Regions from separate parts of the Homo sapiens genome. Here region 1 is linked to region 2. A link is a contact called in ENCODE Hi-C or POLR2A ChIA-PET data. All regions are on one chromosome and are shown on one strand. Each heading gives the region's core, a stretch centred on a gene start or an enhancer-like site at or near the end of the contact. The rest is flanking DNA. Distances are from core to core; before and after follow the strand shown.

Region 1 (4,090 bases), core at 967-3,466, 600 kb after region 2:
TTCTTTATTTTCGTTTTTTTTTTTCTTTGAGATGGAGTTTCGCTCTTTGTTGCCCAGGCTGGAGTGCAGAGGTGCGATCTCACTGCAACCTCCGCCTCCCAAATTCAAGTGATTCTCCTGCCTCAGCCTCCCGAGTAGCTGGGATTACAGGCTCCCACCACCACACCTGGCTAATTTTTTTGTATTTTTAGTAGAGATGGGGTTTCACCATGTTGGCCAGGCTGGTCTGGAACTCCTGACCTCAGGTGATCCTCCCGCCTCAGCCTCCCAAAGTGCTGGGATTACAGGCGTGAGCCACTGCGCCTGGCGCCCTGATAATGTTTTAAAATTTTTCATAAAGGCGGGTTCTCACTTTGTTGCCCACGTTGGTCTTGCACTCCTGGGCTAAAGTGATCCTCTCATCTTGGCTTTCCAAAGCGCTTAGATTATAGACATGAGCCACCAATGCCCGCTACACATTCGCTTCTCATATAAACTCAGCGAATTAGAAATAGAAGGGCCTTTTCTCAATCTGATAAAGGGCACGTATGAAAAACTTTCAGCTAACAATACACTTAATGATGAAAGACTGAATGATTTCCCTGTGAGATTAGGACAAGCAAGGACATCTGCTTTCATCACTATCATCAGCAATGTGTGGAGATTCTTGAACAGTAATGCAAAAAAATAAAAATGGAAGCCATCCATGTTTAAAGGAAGAAGTAAAACTGTTTTATTCCGGGCTGGGCACAGTAGCTCACGCCTGTAATCCCAGCACTTTGGGAGGCCGAGGCAGGCAGATCACTTGAGGTCAGGAGTTCGAGATCAGCCTGACCAACATGGAGAAACCCCAAGTCTCTACTAAAAATACAAAATTAGCCAGGCATGGCAGCACATGCCTGTAATCCCAGCTACTCGGGAGGCTGAGGCAGGCGAATTGCTTGAACCTGGGAGGTGGAGGTTGCAGTAAGCCAAGATTGTGCCATTGCACTCCATCCTGGGCAACAAGAGCGCAGGGTTCTCTTCCAAGGCAGGTTCCAACCAACCCAACACATATTGGACCTCTGGCATTCCAGGGACTTGGTGTCCTCCATTTGCAGAAAGTCCAGTGACCCAGCTCTAACTTTGTGTGCTCTTTGAGAGATCAGCTGATAGAGTGGAGGACTGTACACATCTGTGGACATCCTTAGGTTGCTGGTTCAATTCCTGCTTGAGGGAAGTGTCTGAGTCTTTTGTACACACACCAGTGCTCCCTGGCTGCACCTCTGCCTGGTCAAACGCCCTGCTGTCGCCACACTCTCCCAGGCAAAACCCAGCAAAGCCTTATCCAGATTACCTAGCTTGCCATGCCTGTGCTGTTGCCAGTACACTTCAGTGCAAAGTGCCCCTTACTTCTGCTTTGTGACCCAGCCAATCCCCCATCCGAACCCTTACCATCTCAGGGCTGCTTCATTTTTATTCACAGGGTGCTTTTGGACCTAAGCACTGCTGGGGAATCTGGCAACACAGCTGGATTCATCTGTGACCAAGCTCTCCTGACCAGGTTGGCAAACCCTGGAAAGCCAAGCTCCCAGGAGACCATCAAGCATTCAGGACAACAGTGTAGGGTCGAGGACAACCATGATACCATCCGTGAACTCACCCTCTCCCCCTCATTTCCTTCCTGAGCTATTACTACCTCACCTCTGTCTGTATCTCATTCTCTCTCTCTCTTTCACAATTTCTCTCTCTGTCTGTGTATATTTCTCTCTGTCTGTCTCTGCCCCTTCTCCCTAGCACTCTGTGTCTCTCTCATTCTCCTTTGCCGGAAATGTATAGACTCATACAGACAGAAAATGCTCATCCTTGCTATGTTGTGTCTACTTGGGGAGACAGCAGCCACCCTGAGAATTTTCTAAGGCAAAGAACCTCCATTGGCAAGGTCAGGTTGCCCCATGGGATGAGGACATGGTGTGTCTACCCACTCACCCCTGTCCTAAATCCCTCAAGCCTCACCTTTCCTGAGTCTTCACATCTTTTTATTTTGCTACAGCTGGGCTTGGCTCCTGCTGGAAGAGTAAGAATACCTAACACTCACCGCTTAGTTCAAAGATGTCAAAAACACCTGCCACTTAGGAGGCTGTGAGAGCAGGAAGGAAGTACAAAATGGCAGGCCTGAAAAGAGCTTCAGTGACTTGGGAGAGTTGGGGATTGTTGGTCTATGACAGGAAACAGAAGTGAAACTTGAGTGACATCTGTCATCATACAGCGGCACACAAATTCACCTCCTTAGAAAGGCCACTGCCTGGTGGGTCTGAGCAGTTTGGACCTTTTGCACTAGGATCTAGCAGCACAGTTGGGCTCTCCTACCTCTGAGAAAAATATGTTGAAGCCCAGTCAGAGAGGATGGAGCAGAAAATGGACTGGGCTTTCACCAACCAGTGGAGCTTCATATCTGTGGAGATGCAGTGGGTTTTGTGGGTATGGGGCAGAGAAGAAAGCCAATGAGTGTCCCTTGGTCTCATCCCAAGATCTCAGAAAAATGTGCATCAGACACTTGGTGTACAGATGCAACCTATCACAGAGAGCACTCTAAGCCCAGTGGTCCATGGGAGCATGGCCCTCTGAAGCCCTTTGAGGACTGGGTCCCTGCCCTCCCCTACCCTCTGTGGCCACAAGAACTGCTTCATTGTGGGTCTCAATCTGGAGACTGTATGTGTCTTCTTCTCCTGGAAAGCAGCAGACGGTCTCCCCCAACACTGCCTATTCCCCTCACGTTCCCCCGGCTGTGTCAATCTTTCCCACTTCTCACTGCTAGTGGAAAGGAGCCAAGCTGTGGATTCACCAGTGCTCTGAGACGATTGTATGGCTGTGGAGCTGCAGAGAGACCCCAGTCTCCAGTGACACCAAAAACAGAGACCAGTGAACAGGGACCAAAGGTAGCACCTTAGGTCTTCATTAGATATGTTCCTGATGGGACATGGAGGTACAGGTCCTCTGAAACCTCAGTTTGGTGTTTTGAGGGCAAAAGCAGAAGGGGGCCAGGTAGTGGGCTTTGGTGACCAGCACAAGCGAGGGTGAACCCCAGATGCCCACTTTTCCAGTCTGGGACATGACAGAGTAGCAAGGGGTGTTCATGCATCTGACTCTCACCTTTGGCCATTCAGACCCACTTAGCATAAGACAGGGAGTGGACTTAAACTCAATGGATGCTAGGTCCCTTGGGGTGGCTTGCTGTACCCCCACTAGGTGTTCAGCAGGGGGGTGGGTGTCTCCGTGGTCTTGGGGTGGTGGGCATACAGCAGATGGGATCTGAAACCTTTGCCAAAGATGTGGTGTCAGGAGAAACTCACACCTCTGTACTCTGCCACCATTTTTTTGTTTGTTTATTTTGTTTTTTTTTTTTTTTTTCCAAGAAACCCACAGAACCTTGCTGATATGGCTTGGCTGTGTCCCCACCCAAATCTCAACTTGAATTGTATCTCCCAAAATTCCAACGTGTTGTGGGAGGGACCCAGGCGGAGGTAATTGAATCATGGGGGCCAGTCTTTCCTGTGCTATTCTTGTGAATAAGTCTCACGAGATCTGATGGGTTTATCAGGGGTTTCTGCTCTGCTTCTCTTTCATTTTCTCCTGCCACTGTCATGTAAGAAGTGCCTTTTGCCTCCCACCATGATTCTGAGGCCTCCCCAGCCATGTGAAATTGTAAGTCCAATTAAACCTCTTTTTCATCCCACTCTGGGGTATGTCTTTATCAGCAGCGTGAAAATGGACTAATACAGTAAATTGGTACCAGTAGAGTGCGGCATTGCTGAAAAGATACCCAAAAATGCGGAAGTGACTTTGGAACTGGGTAACAGGCATAGATTGGAACAGTTTGGAGGGTTCAGAAGAAGACACGGAAATGTGGGAAAGTTTGGAACTTCTTAGAGACTTGTTGAATGACTTTACCCAAAATGCTGATAGTGATATGGATAATAAAATGCAGGCTGAGGTGGTCTCAGATGGAGATAAGGAACTTGTTGGGAACTGGAGCAAAGATTATTCTTGTTATGTTTTAGCAAAGAAATTAACAGCATTTTGCCTCTGCCCTAAAGATTTGTGGAACTTTGAACTTGAGTAAGATGATTTA
Region 2 (3,927 bases), core at 938-3,437:
AAGACGCTGTCTCTACAAAATATAAAAATAAAATTAGCCAATGTGGTGGTGCACACCTGTGGTCTCAGCTACTCCAGAGGCTGAGGTGGGAGGATTGCTTGCGACTGGGTGGTTGAAGCTGTAATCATCCGGGATTATGCCAATGCACTACAGCCTGGGCAACAGAACAAGACCTCATCTCAAAAGAAAGAGAGAGAAAAAAAGGACAGTCTATCTGCTTGTCCTGGAAAAATAAAAATTTCCCCTGATAAATAAAAGTTAATGGTTAATATTTTATTAATTTATTAATAGGTAGTAAACAAGGAAAATATATTGAAGAGTAAGAATTAAACTCTGCCATCAAAAAATCTTACCATCCAGGAAGGGAGAGGAGTGTAAAACTACCCACAGTGCTACGAGATAATTTTAAATAAATTGCAATGTGGCAATTGAGTCGAGGCTTTAAGCACTCGTAGGATATTCTCCCTCTGATTACTTGCTCAAAGTAGATGATTTGGAAAATATAGAAAAGTACAATAAGATTTTAAGGCTGGGCGCGGTGGGTCACGCCTGTAATCCCAGCACTTAGGAAGGCTGAGGCGGGCGGATCACGAGGTCAAGAGATGGAGACCATCCTGGCCAACATGGTGAAACCCCGTCTCTACTAAAAATACAAAAATTAGCTGGGCGTGGTGGCACGCACCTGTAGTTCCAGCTACTCGGGAGGCTGAGGCAGGAGAATCGCTTGAACCTAGGAGGCGGAGGTTGCAGTGAGCCAAGATGGCGCCACTACACTCCAGGCTGGTGACAAAGCGAGACTCCGTTTGAAAAAAAAAAAGTTAAAAAAAAAAATCACATGTAATTTTCCCACCAGGAGAGAACCACTACTAACACTTTAGTGTATACTTTCTCCCATATTTTTCGTCTTTGCTTTTTAAAATAGTTTAAAGTGGTCTGGCGTGGTGGCTCACGCCTATAATCTTATCACTTTGGGAGGCAGAGGCGGGCGGATCACCTGAACAGTCTGGCCAACATGGCGAAACCCCATCTGTACTAAAAATACAAAAATTAGCTGGACATGGTGGCGCGCACCTGTAGTTCCAGCTACTCAGGAGGCTGAGGCAGGAAAATCGCTTGAACCCGGGAGGCGGAGGTTGCAGTGAGCCAAGATCGCGCCACTGCACTCCAGCCTGGGCGACAGTGACTCTGCCTCAAAAAAAAAAAAAAAAAAAAAAAAAAAAGAAAAGAAAAAAGAAACCGCTGGCTTAGTAGAGCTGATGCTACCCCACTGCGTGCGCAGTTCCTATAATGTAACCAGAGAGACTGGCAGGTGACGGGGGTAGGTAGGAGACAAGCCATTTCAAGAGGAGGGAAATTAAGGGACCAGATTTGGAAGGATGGGCCAATTTTGCTGGCACTTAAGATATTAGATGCCCTGGGGCCAGAGGCCAGGATTCTGCACTTCCTTTTTATATTGGAGAGGAATAAGGAAGTCAGTTGGTTTCGATGGAACATGTGTTGTCTGAAGAAGGGTTTAATAGGCCAAGAAGCAGATGTCTACGAGGTAGCTGACATTCGAATCTGGAACTGAGAAAGGGTCTGGGGTTGGAAAAACTGCAGGACTGGTTAGTTTTCTACACACTTTAACAAGGCCTAGTCACTGCTGCTCCCTCCTCATTTTAAGAAAAGTCCTTTCTTTATTCACATTGCACAACGGAGGCTTCATTTCGCGCTTTTTTTTCCCTAGGCCCGGGGCTGGGGCAGGTCTTTTGCGCCCGTCACCTAACTACGCCCCTCAACCCTTTCCCCGCCCCCGCGCAGCCGGAAATCCGAGGTCTGGGCGGATCTTCTACTAGGCACTCTAAGGGGCAGCGATAGGACGCCGCGGCCGCCAATCAGGCCTCCCAGATACCCGGATGTGAGACGGTGCGCGATACAAAGGCGAGTTTCCACCCAGAGGGTCGTCCCGTGCAATAGCCAATAAGCATTCTCCAGGCAATAAATGACAGGAAAACTAACCAGTTATAAACTAGTTTCTCTCACGCATGTGGAAATTCGCCTGCTTAGTCTAACCCACTGCTAATTGTGATTGGATATCATTGTGAGGAGCGGTTGAACTGTCTAATTAGGAGCGGGAGCGAAAAAACGCACAGCCAATAGGAAGATTCTCAGGAATGGGGCGGGGACTAGGCCTTCGCCTCGGCGGCAGAGGAGACTCGGGGGCCATTTTGTGAAGAGACGAAGACTGAGCGGTTGTGGCCGCGTTGCCGACCTCCAGCAGCAGTCGGCTTCTCTACGCAGAACCCGGGAGTAGGAGACTCAGAATCGAATCTCTTCTCCCTCCCCTTCTTGGTAAGTGGAGAGGGCGGACGCAGGGAAGGCGCTGGGTTTTTCGGGAAGCGAGAGGGGGTGTGGGAGAGAAGATGTGGGAATCCTTCCCCCTAACTAACCGGGCCCTCATTTATTCTGCTTGTTTTGGGGGATTAGGTTGAAGCCGGGGGCAGTTTTATAGGCCTCAGCCTCTGTATAGGTTTAACCTGGTGTCCTCTAGGCCACGATCGCCAGGGAAAATGTCCTTTTTTCGCTCTTCCTGTGTTAACGGCTGCTTTCCTTTCATTTTCTACGACCGCGAGGACTACGGGATCATGAAAATGAAGATCGTGATGCTCATTAATATAGTCGAAGTTAACGTAGCGCCGATGCCTTCTATTACCTCCGTTCTTCTTACATGTAAAAAGTGGGGGAGGGGAAGGGGGAAGGTTACCAAGTAGATGTATCGCGAGCCTTTAAATCCTGGATCGTGCCGCGTGGCCTACGAGAAAGGTTTAACAAAAGATTCAGCATTTTACTGATAACTTTTTATTTTATTTCTCTCTATGAGCAAATGATGGAGCTCGAAGTAGTTATTTTCACTTACATTTGTAAAAGGAAATATTGTGATATAACTATATTAATATTTACAGCTGACTTTTCATCTGCAGGTTACAAAACACTTGAAATATATAAGTTAGTGGAACTTTGCTTGAGGTAGGTATTAACTCTCTTTCTCAGACGGAAACTGAGGCAGAAAAGTGTTGGTTGCTAGGGTCATATTAAGTCAGTAGCAGCACTAGTAAGGAATTTGACCACGAGGTCAGTCGAGTGGTTTTTACCTAGTTAATGGAATACCTAGTTAATATAGTTCTAAAACTACTGTATTGCAATCTTTGCCAAGAACCTGATGACGGAAACCACGAGGTAACTGGAAATTCCCAAATTGCGCTTAAGAAAAATACTACGAGACTTGAGAATTTTTTAACGTAACTTCCTAAGTGTAAGATGACAAAATTTGACTTTCGGGATATTCTGGCGTTAATTTTCCCGTCCGCCTAAATGTGGGCAAAAATTCACAGCTACGTTATATTAAGCAAATATTAACAGTGCCTATTATTTGCTGGGTGCTGAAATTTGATAAAAAACTTAAAAGTTAAAAAAAATTGTTTAGATCTTTAGTGTCACATTGACTTATCTGGGACATCGCTTTTTTTAATCCTCACATGAGATTTGGCTAAGTTTATTTTTCACAATCTGTTAATCTCACAAAAACTAAAGCTGTTAAGCACAGTTTAAACCCATTCTGCAGGGTAAGAAATTCATCTGTAAGGCAATCTATTTGATAGGAAGTAAAATAAGGGTCAAAAACATCGCGACCCCTTTCTTAAGGCTTAAACATGTATATTATTACAGGAACTTAAAACTAAAGTTTATCATTGTGCTGAACTGTTAGAAATGAGGTTAGGGTAAAAATGGGAAATCATGAAGTAAAAATGTTGGCAAGGAGAAATGTCAGAAATTAGTATTTAAGAACTGTTAATAGTAGTTGAAATTGATTGACGGGCACTTTTCTTTGAGGTTTTCGAAAATGGGTTCCTTCCGGTCAGTATGTATATCAGCGCACCAAAAATTCTT

Evidence for each region. Hi-C counts contacts between places; a loop is a spot of excess contacts on that map. ChIA-PET counts read pairs that join two places held with the same protein, here RNA polymerase II (POLR2A). Pooled maps may share reads with other maps.
Region 1: a loop to region 2 is called in a map with no recorded cell type, with 6 times the contacts of the local background. The contact joins the enhancer-like site here to the promoter of HNRNPC in region 2. A Hi-C loop is called at or near these places in 3 of 37 single-sample maps with no recorded cell type and 4 of 50 pooled maps. POLR2A ChIA-PET finds 5 or more read pairs at or near these places in 2 of 52 experiments (T-cell and activated CD4-positive, alpha-beta T cell).

What each region holds. Positions count from the first base shown.
Region 1 is chr14:20,666,282-20,670,371 of GRCh38, reverse strand. No RefSeq gene overlaps it. Among named protein-coding and RNA genes, the nearest start is that of TRY-GTA5-4, 5.0 kb to the right of the region's middle. RefSeq lists enhancers at 1,224-1,413, 2,064-2,403, 3,542-3,651. Within about 2 kb of position 2,216, at least 3 of the 41 ENCODE cell types and tissues checked have a DNase peak (open chromatin) inside an H3K27ac peak, as active enhancers do.
Region 2 is chr14:21,267,702-21,271,628 of GRCh38, reverse strand. HNRNPC (heterogeneous nuclear ribonucleoprotein C) reads left to right here and starts at 2,187. Exons shown (of 9, transcript NM_004500.4): 1 at 2,187-2,331. RefSeq lists enhancers at 1,458-2,083, 2,187-2,446, 2,084-2,708 and a silencer at 2,017-2,096.